Linked DNA regions of Mus musculus: all the other regions are linked to region 2. A link is a contact called in ENCODE POLR2A ChIA-PET data. All regions are on one chromosome and are shown on one strand. The core of a region is the stretch at or near the end of the contact, and the rest is flanking DNA. Distances in the headings are between cores, read along the strand shown.

Region 1 (4,338 bases), core at 193-2,692, 110 kb before region 2:
CAGGTTATTACATATAATATAATTTAAAGACTTCTTCATTCTCTATAATCCATCTTTCTAAATACCTCAAGGTTTGACCTAAATAACTAATCTCACACACACACACACACACACACACGTTCCTGAATAAGTGGGCAAAGAAGAAAGGATGGTGCCAACCTTCTGGTAGCTAACCTCTCAATTCTTCCCCAAATCCCTTCAGGGATATCACCTCACAGTTCCTGGCGTGAATAGTCTGTCCCATTAACTATCTAGGAAATGCTCAAGTGCAAGTCTCACAGAAGTTTCAATAAACATGGTCCTTTTTTTTTTTTTTTTTTTTTTTTAATGGCTGGGGATTGCTTTGCCCCTTTCCATGCAAATGACAGAGTTCCTCAAATCTAGGTTAAATAAGCGTAGTCACCACAGATCACATTATGAAGTGGGAAAGACTGAGCAAAGCACTCCCAAATTTTCTTAGTTCTCTCACAGTAGATGAAATAGGAAAAACAACGAATACAATAGCAAACCTAAAGGAAACAGGAGTGCAGTCATGACTAGCTATGAGGTCAGGGTAAACTAAAGTGGTGTGTGTGTGTGGGGGGGGGGGGCTGGACGTAGAGCTGCCAGGCGCCATGGAATAATACATAATTTTACCTTTGTCTTCATTCCCTATTCCTGAAGTACCCCAAAACTTCAAATCACCACACCCAAGCACTAAAGGAACAGAAGAGTAAGGAACTTCCAAGATACTGAGCCTCCCCTCACCATCATTCCAGAAGTTCCCATTACTAATAGCAAACCGTTTCTACTTCCTTCCACTTTGGTCTTCTACATTCTTCATTGACTTCAGTGAGACCAAATCCCTCTCGGCAACACCAGTACCCCTAGTTCCCCTTTCAACAGTCACTTTCCCTGAAAAGAATGCCTCTCTCGGCTAAGAGCCCCAACAGTGGATGTCTCGGGAGACCCAGCCTCGGCTACCCTCGGGGCTGGGCGTAGCACTGTCCCCTCCACACCTCCAGCCAAATGGGCTGGCTTCCCCTCCCTCACTGCCTGGTCTCCGACCCCAGCTCCTCCCTCCTCACCGCGGTGCTCAGAGTCCCGAGGCCGGCCCTGGTCCTCACCGGCTCCGGGTCCCCGCGCCCGGCCCCCGAGCGGCCACCACAGCCAGAACCCAGCCGCCTCCCAACTAGAGGCTCGGCTCCCAGCCCTGCCGATCACCTCCTCAGCGCCCACTAGGCCTGTGGGACAGCCCCTTCGGCCCTCTCCAGGAGGTTCTGGAGCCCTGACGTCGGCCCGCCCCGCCTCTGCCACAGGCCAGGCGGCGCTCCTCTCGGGACCTCCGCCTCTGCCCTTGTGGGCTCCATCAGCTCGGTACCTGGGGCTCCGTATCCCCCGTCGGGCCCAAGCCTGTGTGGAACAGACAAACAGCTGCAGCTCAACCAAACTCCTACCCCCTTCGCCTCCTCCTCCTCCTCCTCCTCGCCGGGGCGGCTCCAGCCAATCGCAAGATCACCCGCCTACCGTGGTGGGTGGGCTATGTGAGCGTCCGCCCGCCAATCTTCTGGAGAAAGGCGGGCTCTGAGGGACTATCACCAACTAGCACAAGTGAGAGACTGGATTGGCGAGGCCGCAAGCCAATACCTACACGAGAAGCCTTGAAGATTGACGGGATAAGTAGCCATTAAAGAGAGAGCTCCTGGGAAAGGGGGCAGTGCATCACTGACAGGCATGTGCGTCAGCCAATAGAACCTCAACACCCGTGACACCCCTCCCCCGCCTCTCGACTCGTAAACATCTAATCAGGTGAGTGAAGAAGGCGGGTCAAAAGGAAATTTTAACCAGTATTGGGAAATTTCCGAATTTGACAGGCAGGCAAGGCTAGTGAAGAAGTGAAGAAGGCTTTTGGTCGGGTGTGGTGTGGCACTCCCAATCTCAGCACAGTGGATTGGGGTGGAGGCAGTTCTGAGTTTGAGGCTAACCCGGGATACTCAGTTTAACAAGACCTCAGTATAAGGGGGATGGGGAGGGGAGTAAACTGGGCTTGGTGGCCCACATGTTTAATCCTAGCAATCGGGAGGATCTCCATGAGTTCCAAGCTACACAACGATGTCCCCCCCCCAAAAAAACAAAAACAAAAAACAATGATACCAGCATTAACCTTCTCTTCTCCCCGTGCCCTGCTTTCTGTGTCAAATTAAGAAAGTAAAGACCCTGCTGGGCATGGTGGTGCACGCCTTTAATCCCAGCACTGGGAAGGCAGAGGCAAGGCGGATTTCTGAGTCTGGCCAGTCTGGTCTACAAAGTGAGTTCCAAGACAGCCAGGGCTACACAGAGAAACCCTGTCTCGAAAAACCAAAAAAAAAAAAAAAAAAAAAAAAAAAAAAAAAAAGTAAAGACCCAAAACCAGGAAATTAAACAACTTTTATCTTGTAAATTCTTTTTAGTGGCGCACTAGAGAACAGTAGTTTTGGGGTGAATTGCCATGACAACAGAAAGTGGTAGTCTGAAGACACTTTAGCCTCCTAAATATTTTCACATTGATATTTTCTGAATTGTTTGTAAATGTGAAAAAACATTTAGACAACTTTGCTGAGGATTTTTTTTTTTTTTCGGTACTGAGGATTGAACCTAGGGCCTAGAGGCAAGCTAGAGAAGCATACACTTCCGGTAGAAGACCCAAGGCCTGTTCCCAGTACCACTGCTCACAGCTGCCTGTAACTCTAGGAGAGATGATATGCCCTCTTCTGGCCTCTGCGGGCACTTGTGGCTCACATGCACACACAATTTCAAAACCAGACCAAACAAACAAAACTCTACACAAAATGGTGAACACTTCCTGGGAAATGGAGGGTTGAGACAAAGGCCCCTGAAGCCCACTCAAGTTGCTGCTAAAAGAAGGAATTGAAACAGTGTTCTGTATTGGTGTGCCTGTGTGAGTAGGGGAAAGTTGGAAGGAAGCTCTTCAGTTTCTCCATCCTTACAAACACCCCACTAAAGAGCATGGCAGGAGGGCCTGCATGTACAGAGATTAGGTGGACACATACTGCTTATTCACATTCAGAATATCACCCACACCATTTTTTCAGTAAAAAAATAAATGAAGGATAAATATGAAAGAGATTCACTCTACAGCTGAGAATATTTTCTTTTAATGAATTTACAAACTAAATTACAAATAATATTAACAGAACACTGGAGGACAGGGAGTGGGAGAAGAAAATCATAAAAGAAATATTTTCTTTTAACAATTACAAAATCCCAAAGTGCACATGGCAACAAATCCATCCACACTGACAAAAAAAAAAAAAAAAGGAAAAAGAAGAAACAACAACAAAACCACTAAAGTATCCAAACTACTTTAACTTGAAATATAAATATAATTGTTCACTCTTTTATAGAAAATTTCCCCCAATGACCTAACCAGGTCAAAGCCTTACAAAAGCATCAGCATTCTCAAATGATGTCTCCTGGCCTGCATCACTGCTCTCAGAGGAGGACGGCAATGAGGCCCTCTGACAACTCAAGAACTGAGCTTCCAAAAGGAAGGCTAGGAACCTGGCTCATTGGTGGTACATTTGCTTAGTGAGGGCAAAGTCCTGGGTGTAGCAGTCAGCACCAGAAAACAGTAAGATTGCTAAAAAGAGAAATTCAAGTGTCTTTCACCTTGCCCTGTGAACCACGATGAACAGACCAGAGTGACGTGCAAGCCCTGTGCCCTCCTGGCTCTTCTTGCCTGGGGAAGGTAGACAGGGCACTGGAGGGAATCATTTCTGCTTCTCCAAACGGGCCCTTGATTGCTAGGTGAGGCCGAACGCTAAAACTAAGGTACAAACGGCTTAGGCCTATTTTTCAATCTAATTCATTAAAACGGCCCCCTCTTGCTTGGTTCTGAGCTGTCCCAACTTAGGCTTCTGCTCATGTTCATTAGTTCACAAAACAGTGGCAGCAGGAGTCTGGGGGCGTTTCCCTCAACATGGTAATTATGAGACAGTCTTAAGATTGGGATGGCAAAACCTGACACAGGGGAAAACTGTCAGTTTTGCTTTGAATACCAATCCTTCTCAGTAATGACTGAGAAGAGGGGAAGAAGCTGGTGGAAGCCGGGTTAAGTGCATCTAATGCCAAAACCTTGCCCCCTTTTCCCTAACCCTTCCCTGCACCTCTGAATCCCCAGAACTGGCTGGCAAGAGAAAAGGCGAATGCTAAGACAGCCAGAAAACATCAGAAGGCTGACCTGTGTCCAAAAGGCCCAGGGTCAAGTCAGACCACGGGTGAAAAGGGCTTTGGGAAGGGCATCAGAGCCGAAGGTGGGGCACTGGTTTAGTTACATCCTGGAAGAAAGGGTGAGCCAGG
Region 2 (4,377 bases), core at 744-3,243:
CAGAACAACTGCTTACCACCCTGAAGGGCTGAGGAGAGCAAAGGGGTGGGATTGCTTCCTTAGACCTCCAGCTTCATCCAGCTCCCAGAGGTCCTAGGCACGGGGGTGGCCATCGGCTCCCCAGGCCTGGAGTTGCTCTCTAAACTCCTGAAAGTCGGAGCCCAAAACCTGTAAGCTAAATGCAACCCCCAAGGAAGAAAGGGAACAGACATTTAAAAGTTTCAAATAAGGACTTAAAGAGTCACCCAGTCAGCCTCTGTCCGGATTTTGAAGTCTTGGCTTCATGCCGAGATGGAGTGGTTGGGGAAAGCCGAATACAGCCAGTCCAAATCCCATCGCCCTACATGGAGTAAGCAGGCGCCTTGCCCACAGATAATCTCCTCACATCTTGGTATCCACTTGCTACTAGCCTCAGACTCACACGGGAATTGTTCCACCCACCCTCTCATCCAGGCACGCCTGGGCTGCCAATGGGATTTGATGCTGATCCTGAAGGATCACTGACGATGAGAGGTTGGCATTGCGGGAGTAGGGTGGTGCGGATGCACTTTCCTTCTGCCGTCTTTAGGGTACTGAGGCTGAAGGACTGGAGACCTCCCGGGGCTCTTCTCAATCGCTTAAGAGTTTGGGACGCAAAACAAGGAGAGACCAGGAAGGGTGTTAACTACTCACCACCCTGCAGGGCTGAGGAGAGCAAAGGGGTGGAATTGCTTTCCTAGACCTCCAGCTTCATTCCAGCCCAGAGGTCCTAGGCACACGGGTGGCTGTTGGCCGCAGGCACCCCCTTGGGCTACTGTGCTCTGTTGCTCCCTAAACTCAGGCAAGTCGGAGCCCAAACCCAGGGAGCTAAATGCAATTAGCTTGGGGGCGGGGGTGTGTGTGGGGGAAGGAGACAGGGAGTGTGTATGGGGTGGGGGGGGGGGAGGATGACATCACGGGGCGGGCCCCCTCAATCTTTACCTCTGTCTGTGGGGGAACCCAGGCTACCCACTTCTCTAATCTAGGAGGAGGGACGCCCCCTAACCATAGCAATGAAGAGTTTTGTGACGCCCATCAAGACTAAGACGGAAGGTCTCTGAATGCTAAGGAGATTAATTACCAACTTAACGTTTTCAAAGCCCAAATAGGGTCCCAAAGCACCCGCTGGTCCAACTTGGTTTCTTCCACTTCCCAGAGAATTGGAGTATTGTCTTCTGGGGAACCGGGTGGTCGGGAGCCGGAGAAGGGTTTTTAACTAGTGCTGGGTGGGGGTGTTCATGGGTGGAAAAAAAAACTTGTGGAGCAAGACGGGCCTGGCAGGGACACTGGCAGAACTGTAAGGCTTTAAAGGAGTGCAGACGAGAGGTTCCATCAGGGTCTGCGTAGGGGTTGGGGAGCGTGCTGGCTTCGACCCAAAGCTTACTATGTAAATGAGATGCAAAGCAGCACGCAGATGAGTGCGGGGTTCTGTTACGCTGGACTAGGTTCTGAGCTCCGTGGAACCAGGTACCCCTAGCCGCATTCCCTGGCCCGGCCCTTACGCCGCGTTCACAGGGGGCGGATCGGCGGCGTGGAAGCTCGCCAGTTGGGTCCAGGAGAAGTGTCGCGTCTCTTTAGGGGGCTAGCTAGTCCGGGACACACACTTCTCCGCAACCTCTTGGCTGGACAGCCGACAGGGAAGGGTCTGGGCGAGCAGGGTCGCTGGCTCCTCTGCGTGCCCTGGGTGTCTGTCTGCACGCCAAAGACGGTGTGTGCTTCGGCAGCCGCCCTTCATCTCCGTTTCAGCAGCGACGACGAGGAGTACAGTTCGCAGGCTTCAGCTCGCTTACGGCGGGACCTGCGTGGAGGCGGAGGGCCCTTTAAGGGGTGGGGCCGGATGCTCTAGCACCGCCTCCTCGATTGACTCCGCGCCCGCCGCGCAAGTGAGAGCCTCGGCTAAGCGCTTTTCTCTTCCCTTCGCGACCTTTTCCCCCCCCCCGGTGACCCCGGAAGTGGAAGTAAGCGGCCGTGGCGGGGACGGAAGGCGGAAGCGGAGCGTGAGCGGGAGGCGGAGCCGGGGGAGCTGCTCCTGTAGCTCCCCCTGGCAGCTCCCCCTGGCCTCAGGCGCAGCTGCTTGAGGAGGGAGGAGTTACCGCTGCTGCTCGGTACGTCGCCTTCGCCCCTGGTACCCCGTCGGTGGGTTCTCGGGTAATCTTTTGCAGGGGCACCTCGAAGCTCCGCCCTCAGCTTTTCCTCTAGCCCTGCACGGTCCCCACCCTTTTCTGACAGATTGCGGCCTCCCTCTTTCAGGCAGTCTTTTTTTTTTTTCCTAAGAGTTACCCCCCCACCCCCCCGCCGCCCCGACCACACCCTTTGCGGCACCCCCCCTCCCCCCCATTTCTCAGATTGAAGATTGTTAGCTTCTTGGAGGAAGAAGAAAAAAAAATTAAGATTTCGGGAGTAAGGGGGTTTCTGAGGTCCGGGTTGGTGCAAGCAGGTTTGTGGTCTGCCTAACTCACGTTTATTGTTAGGGATAGCGAATTTGAGCTAACACTGCCTGGGGAGTGGGTACATTGAATATGTCATTTTGAGATTGTTTAACTCTTGGTTCTATCCTTGACCATTCCCAACTTGATATCTTTGTTACAGGCAATGATGGCAGTGACCTAAAATCCTCAGGAAGCCCGGGGTCATGGCCCAGAAGCACCCGGGAGAAAGAAGGTTGTGTGGAGCCCACCGCAGTGGTGGTACCTCCCTCAGTACATCAGGATCCTCTGTGGACCCCGAAATACTTTCATTCTCAGGACTCAGGGACTCAGCAGAGACTGCTCCTAATGGTACACGATGCCTCAAAGAGCACTCCGGCCCTAAGTACACACAGCCTCCAAATCCAGCCCACTGGTCAGATCCAAGCCATGGTCCTCCAAGGGGTCCAGGACCACCTAGAGGAGGAGGCTACCCTGATGAGAGCGAGACAGGTTCAGAAGAGTCAGGAGTGGACCAGGAACTCTCAAGAGAGAATGAGACTGGGTACCAGGAGGATGGGAGTCCTTCTTTTCTTTCCATTCCATCTGCTTGTAACTGCCAGGGAAGCCCTGGAGTCCCCGAAGGAACTTACTCCGAGGAAGGAGATGGCTCTTCTAGCAGCCTTTGCCACCATTGCACCTCTCCAGCCTTGGGGGAAGATGAAGAGTTGGAAGAAGAATATGATGATGAGGAACCTCTTAAATTTCCCAGTGATTTTTCACGTGTGTCCAGTGGAAAGAAACCCTTGTCCCGGAGGCAGAAGCACCGTTTTCTGATCAAGGAGGATGTTCGGGATAGTGGACGCAGAGAACCCAAGGCCCCAGGTCGTCATCGGCTGGCCCGAAAAAGAAGTCAGACAGATAAGCGCAGAGGCCTGGGACTGTGGGGAGTAGAGGAACTATGTCAGCTTGGACAAGCAGGCTTCTGGTGGCTGATTGAACTTCTGGTATTGGTGGGAGAGTATGTGGAAACCTGTGGCCATCTCATTTACGCATGCAGGAAGCTGAAAGGCAGTGACCTGGACCTTTTTCGAGTCTGGGTGGGGGTCTGGGCCAGGAGACTGGGGGGCTGGGCCCGCATGATGTTCCAGTTTCTAAGCCAGAGCTTCTTCTGTGTGGTGGGGCTGCTCATCCGTATTCTTAGGGTAGTGGGTGCTTTCCTACTCCTGGCTCTCGCCCTCTTTTTGGGATGTCTACAATTGGGCTGGAGGTTTTCGGTGGGACTGGGCAACCGGTTAGGCTGGAGGGATAAGACCGCTTGGCTGTTCTCTTGGCTGGGTTCTCCAGCCTTGCATCATTGCTTGACTCTGCTGAAAGATAGCAGGCCATGGCAGCAGCTGGTAAGGTTAATACAGTGGGGCTGGCAGGAGCTGCCCTGGGTCAAACAGAGGACTAAGAAACAGGGCAATGCACCTGTAGCTAGCGGGCGATACTGCCAGCCTGAAGAGGAAGTGACCCGACTCTTGACCATGGCTGGGGTTCCTGAAGATGAACTAAACCCTTTTCATGTGCTGGGGGTTGAAGCTACAGCATCCGACACTGAACTAAAGAAGGCCTATAGGCAGCTAGCAGTAATGGTGAGTATCCTTTGCTGCTTCCTGTTGCTCTTTCCCCATATTTTCTGTTCCAGTTTTTAGGGAGTGTAGAGTCAAGGGAAGGTGAAGGATTTCCTTTCTTTGTTTTGTTTTTGAGTTAGGGTTTCACCTTGTAGACAGACTAACCTGGAACTCATGATTTCTCCTGGCTCCATCTGTGAGTGCTGTGACTTACAGGTTTTGCCACTATACCTAGCTAAGGGTAGCATTCTTGGGAAAGAGTTATAAAGGCGTTTCTCTGACTAGGAATTTGACTTTTCTCCATCTTAAGTCTTTTGTCGTAAGGTCTTTTTTGGGGG
Region 3 (4,570 bases), core at 119-2,618, 120 kb after region 2:
TTGAGGGTTAAGGTTGGGGGAAGGGTCCCTGGAGACCCAGAAGGAAAGGAAGAGACAGCCTGGTTTTGTCACAGCTCTTGGCTTAGGCTCTTCCTTACTTCTACCAGCTGTGCCATCCTGTTCCTGCCATTTGTTTCGCAGGCTTTCCAGAGAGTAGGAGGTGAGGAAGGAAAGAGGGTACGTGGTGGAAGAGGTTGTCCTTCCCTCCCACCCAAGTGACAGCTGGACATATAAGGGTTAGTCGAGTTGGCCAGATGGCATCAAGTTGTGCCAGGGAAGTTAGTGTGGGGAGGGGAATTCTGTTTTCCCAACCACTGCAGCTGTCGCCCCCATCAGCGTTAGAGAGTGAAAGCTGACTCAAGTCTCCACAAAGTTACATTAGGGGGAGGGGACAGATCAGAGGAGTTACTGGAGCACCGGGTCCTTCTGAAAGCTGGCCCAGATGCTGTGTAACCAGGGTGGATGGAGGAAACCGGAGTTGAGGGAAGAGGTTCATACCCCACGTTGAGGTGATCCACCAACGCTTCGGTCAGGCAGGTCGCTGCAGCGATAGCTTCTCTCCTCCTCTTCTCTGGGGAAGGGGAAAGGGGTTGGAGCAGACTTCGTATTTGAAAGATGGTGCTAATGGGTCCTCACGCACTTATTACTGTTCTAGAAACTGCCAACTAATGCCAGACCTCTTAAAAAGAACCTTCCATACATAAACAAAACAAACCCCTTTATTTTGGAGGCAAAGAAACTGGGGCCCTGAGAAGGGAATGGACACTCCATCAGGTACGCCCAGGACTCTTCCTAGACATCCTTTTTCCACTACTTTGGGCAATGGATTGGCAACTCCAGGATTCCCAGTCTAGGCCTGGGGAAAGTTGTGCCTTAGCTGTGTGGCAGACTGGGCAGTCCCCAATTCCTCCCACTTCCGGGGTGAGAAGCTGGCTGGGCCAATTGGCAACGCGTTTCGCGCTCCAGGGGCGGGACTCAGGCGCCGCCTGGGCGGGATTGAGGGAGGTGGCGCAGGGACCCGAGTGGTGCCAAGGGGACCAGGGCTGGTTGGCAAGGGGACGGAGTTTCCAGAAGTGCCGCCCCCAATTCCCTGCCCGGCACTCGGGTCGCCCGCTAGCCGGCGCCCTCTCCTTGATCTGGGAGGTTACCCGAGGTCCAGGCCTCTGGAAGAAGCTAGGCCGCGGCCGGGAGCTGCCGACCGACCGGACGCTGAGCTCACCCTGCAGCTCCTTGCGTTCGTTCTGCTTGGCTTGGTGTTCTTTGAGCAGGCGGGACAGCATGGTCGAGTCTGGCTGGGTGTGGGCACGGCGGACCCCTCCCTAAGGCTGCAGGAACTGGACTATGCCTTGGCTCACCCGGAAGGCGTCACGTGATCGCAGTATCACGTGACGCAAGAGCCTCCCTCTGCTTTTGGCATCTGGTGGTTGGTATTGAGGAGCTAAAGGAGCGAAGTGGAGGGTTGGTTGCTTGGTGGGTGAGCTGTTCGCTAATGAGGCTCAGTTTCTGGAGTCAGGAACACTTTTCGCATTTAGTCATGCTGAAGAGTCAGTTTTCACATGCTCTGGCTGTCGGGTTTTGAGAGGATTGGTGTCCTGATGCTGTCCACTACACTTCTGTTACTAGGGTAGCAGAAGCTCTCTGAACTCATTGAAATTCTTCTCCTTCCCTCACCTTACCTCCTGGCAATGCCGGCCGATTCTCAGTGGATTCCCAGCTTCCTCTCCCTAGAAGAGAATGCTTTCTCTTATTTCCCAGCCCTCTTGTCTTCTCACCTCTCCACCGAGGTTCTCTCAGCTCTGGGTGATCACTGTAGAGCAGCATTTTAGGCACCTCAAGCAGCCTTCTAGGGAGCTTTGCTAATGTTGCGGGCAGTGAGTGGTGAATGCGCAGATCTATCTCTGTCCTTTTGTGGTCAGGGAATGCGAACCCATTTTAGTCGTGGCAGAAGCGTAAGTGCTACTGCCAAAGTGAAAGGTAAATTATACAGTGCTTCTCCGACTAAGGAGGAATGCTTCCAGGACTAATTCCAACTAGAAAAATTATAAACACCATCAATTTATTGCTGTTGTTTCTCTCTCTCTCTCTCTCTCTCTCTCTCTCTCTCTGTCCCCTAGGCTCCTTGTGCTTTTCATGGTGGCCAGGAATCCACCAGCGCTACAAGTAACCGGAGCTAAGGGGTGCATTACAAGTGTGCAGACATACCATGTGTCCCACAACTTTGATTCTAGCAGGCCTGAGGCAGAAGCAGGAGGATGTCTGTGTATTTGAGGCCATCCTGGTCTACAGAACAAACTTTGGGGCAGCTAGCAATATGTAGAGAGACCTTGTCTCAAAGCAGAAACACACAGACCACAAAAAAACGAATGTGGAGACATGCTGGCCAAACTTTGGTCAATTTTCTTACCCATTCTGAGCTTTAGTTTGATTGTTAATAAACTAAGGTGATTAGACTAATGTTTAGCTCTGGCTAAAGAGTAGAACCGCATTGAAGAGTTTGTAAATAATACTGTCATGTATGGTATACTGATGCAAACCTGTCAGGGGGCTGAGGTGGAAGAATGGGGAGTTCTAGATTAGCTTGGGCTACATAGCAAGACCCTGTCTCCTACTCCCAATTAAAAAGAAACTTGATCCCAAATTTATTTATTAAATAGACTTTCTGAAGGATTGATCTATGTATGTATGTATGTATGTATGTATGTATGTATGTAGCTAGCTAGCTATCTAGCTATCTATCATCTCTGTATCAGGTGATTCCAGAGTGCTTCCAAAGCTGAGGGACGTGGGGCTAATTCATGTCTGAGACTGTTTACAGCTTTGTCATCTACCCAGCTACCCATTTTCTGAGTTATGGCGCAGATGAAGTTGATAGCTTGGATCCAGTAGCAGGGCAAATGGATGCAGAACAAATTAGAATATTCTTCTTTAGAATAGCGAACAAAATAACCATGGAAGGAATTACAGAGACAAAGTTTGGTGCTGAGATGAAAGGATGGACCATCCAGAGACTGCCCCACCCAGGGATCCATCCCATAATCAGCCACCAAACCCAGACACTATAGCATATGCCAGCAAGATTTTGCTGACAGGACCCTGATATAGCTGTCTCTTGTGAGGCTATGCAGTGCCTGGCAAATACAGAAGTGGATGCTCACAGTCACCTATTGGATGGAACACAGGGCCCCCAACGGAGGAGCTAGAGAAAGTACCCAAGGAGCTGAAGGGGTCTGCAACCCTAAGGTAGAACAACAATATGAACTAACCAGTACCCCCAGAGCTAGTGTCTCTAGCTGCATATGTAGCAGAAGATGGCCTAGTCGGCCATCAATGGGAAGAGAGGCCCCTTGGTATAGCAAACTTTATATGCTCCATTACAGGGGAATACCAGGGCCAAGAAGTGGGAGTGGGTGGGTAGGGGAGCAGGGCGGGGGGTGGTATAGGGAACTTTCAGGATAGCATTTGAAATGTAAATGAACAAATATCTAATAAAAAATTAACAAAACAAAACAAAAAGAATATTCTTCTTGAAGTTTCTTAGTAAGAGTGAGAGTTATTGATCCACTGGTGTATTCAGCTATTTTACTTGTGTGTGTGTGTGTGTGTGTGTGTGTGTGTGTGTGTGTGTGTGTGTGTTAATAGATGCCATGTTTAGGTCAGAAGATAACGTTAGGGAGTCAGTTCTCTCTCTCTCTCTTTTTTTTTTCTTAAAGATTTATTTATTATATCTAAGTACACTGTAGCTGTCTTCAGACACACCAGAAGAGGACATCAGATTTCATTACGGATGGTTGTGAGCCACCATGTGGTTGCTGGGATTTGAACTCAGGACCTTCAGAAGACCAGTCGGTGCTCTTAACCACTGAGCCATCTCTCCAGCCCCTCTCTTTTTAACATATGGGTCCTGAGGATGAAATTCAGATCTTGTTGAACCTCATTCAGCTATTTGAAGAATAGCACCTTATACCCTGGGAGATATGTAACCATCAAAGGGTGAGTAAGAAGAAGCATATTAAATAGTTAAATGACAGCATTAAGCAGAATTTCATTAACTGTCAAGATAACATTGAGAAACTTCTGTTATCACTTTTTATTATCTGTATGTCTGTGTGTGTGTGTGTACACTGTGCCAGTGGGGGCCAGAAGATGGCTCCTGATCCCCTGGAGCTAGAATTTAAGGCAGTTGTAAGTCATCTGATGGGGTTCTGCGAACTGAACTCAGGTCCCCTGAAAGAGTATTAAAAGCTTTTTTTTTTTAAATATTTATTTATTATTATACATAAGTTCACTGTAGCTGACTTCAGACTCTCCAGAAGAGGGTGTCAGATCTCATTACAAGTGGTTGTGAGCCACGATGTGGTTGCTGGGATTTGAACTCAGGACCTTCAGTAGAGCAGTCAGTGCCCTTACCCACTGAGCCATCTCACCAGCCTGTATTAAAAGTTTTTAACTGCTGAGCTATCACTCCAAGTCCCTACAATAAAATTTTTAACTAGGGTGAATAAAATAAAAAAGGAGAAAAATTGAAAATAATTAAGTAGGGACTGGACTGGGGTGTAGCTCAGAGGTGGAG

Evidence for each region. ChIA-PET counts read pairs that join two places held with the same protein, here RNA polymerase II (POLR2A).
Region 1: POLR2A ChIA-PET joins it to region 2 with 14 read pairs in Patski. The contact joins the promoter of Rab5b here to the promoter of Dnajc14 in region 2. POLR2A ChIA-PET finds 5 or more read pairs at or near these places in 3 of 5 experiments (Patski and embryonic stem cell).
Region 3: POLR2A ChIA-PET joins it to region 2 with 15 read pairs in Patski. The contact joins the promoter of Bloc1s1 here to the promoter of Dnajc14 in region 2. POLR2A ChIA-PET finds 5 or more read pairs at or near these places in 4 of 5 experiments (Patski and embryonic stem cell).

The regions. Positions count from the first base shown.
Region 1 is chr10:128,694,826-128,699,163 of GRCm38, forward strand. It overlaps Rab5b (RAB5B, member RAS oncogene family), which reads right to left and starts at 1,443. Exons shown (of 6, transcript NM_177411.4): 1 at 1,361-1,443. Cdk2 (cyclin-dependent kinase 2) reads right to left here. Exons shown (of 8, transcript NM_183417.3): 8 at 3,114-4,338. The coding sequence ends at 4,281. It also overlaps a transcript of Pmel not described here.
Region 2 is chr10:128,803,561-128,807,937 of GRCm38, forward strand. It overlaps Dnajc14 (DnaJ heat shock protein family (Hsp40) member C14), which reads left to right and starts at 1,994. Exons shown (of 7, transcript NM_001359825.1): 1 at 1,994-2,123; 2 at 2,608-4,060. The coding sequence starts at 2,651. It overlaps Tmem198b (transmembrane protein 198b), which reads right to left and starts at 887. Exons shown (of 5, transcript NM_178066.3): 1 at 673-887.
Region 3 is chr10:128,922,156-128,926,725 of GRCm38, forward strand. Bloc1s1 (biogenesis of lysosomal organelles complex-1, subunit 1) reads right to left here and starts at 1,369. Exons shown (of 4, transcript NM_015740.3): 1 at 1,220-1,369; 2 at 499-571. The coding sequence starts at 1,280.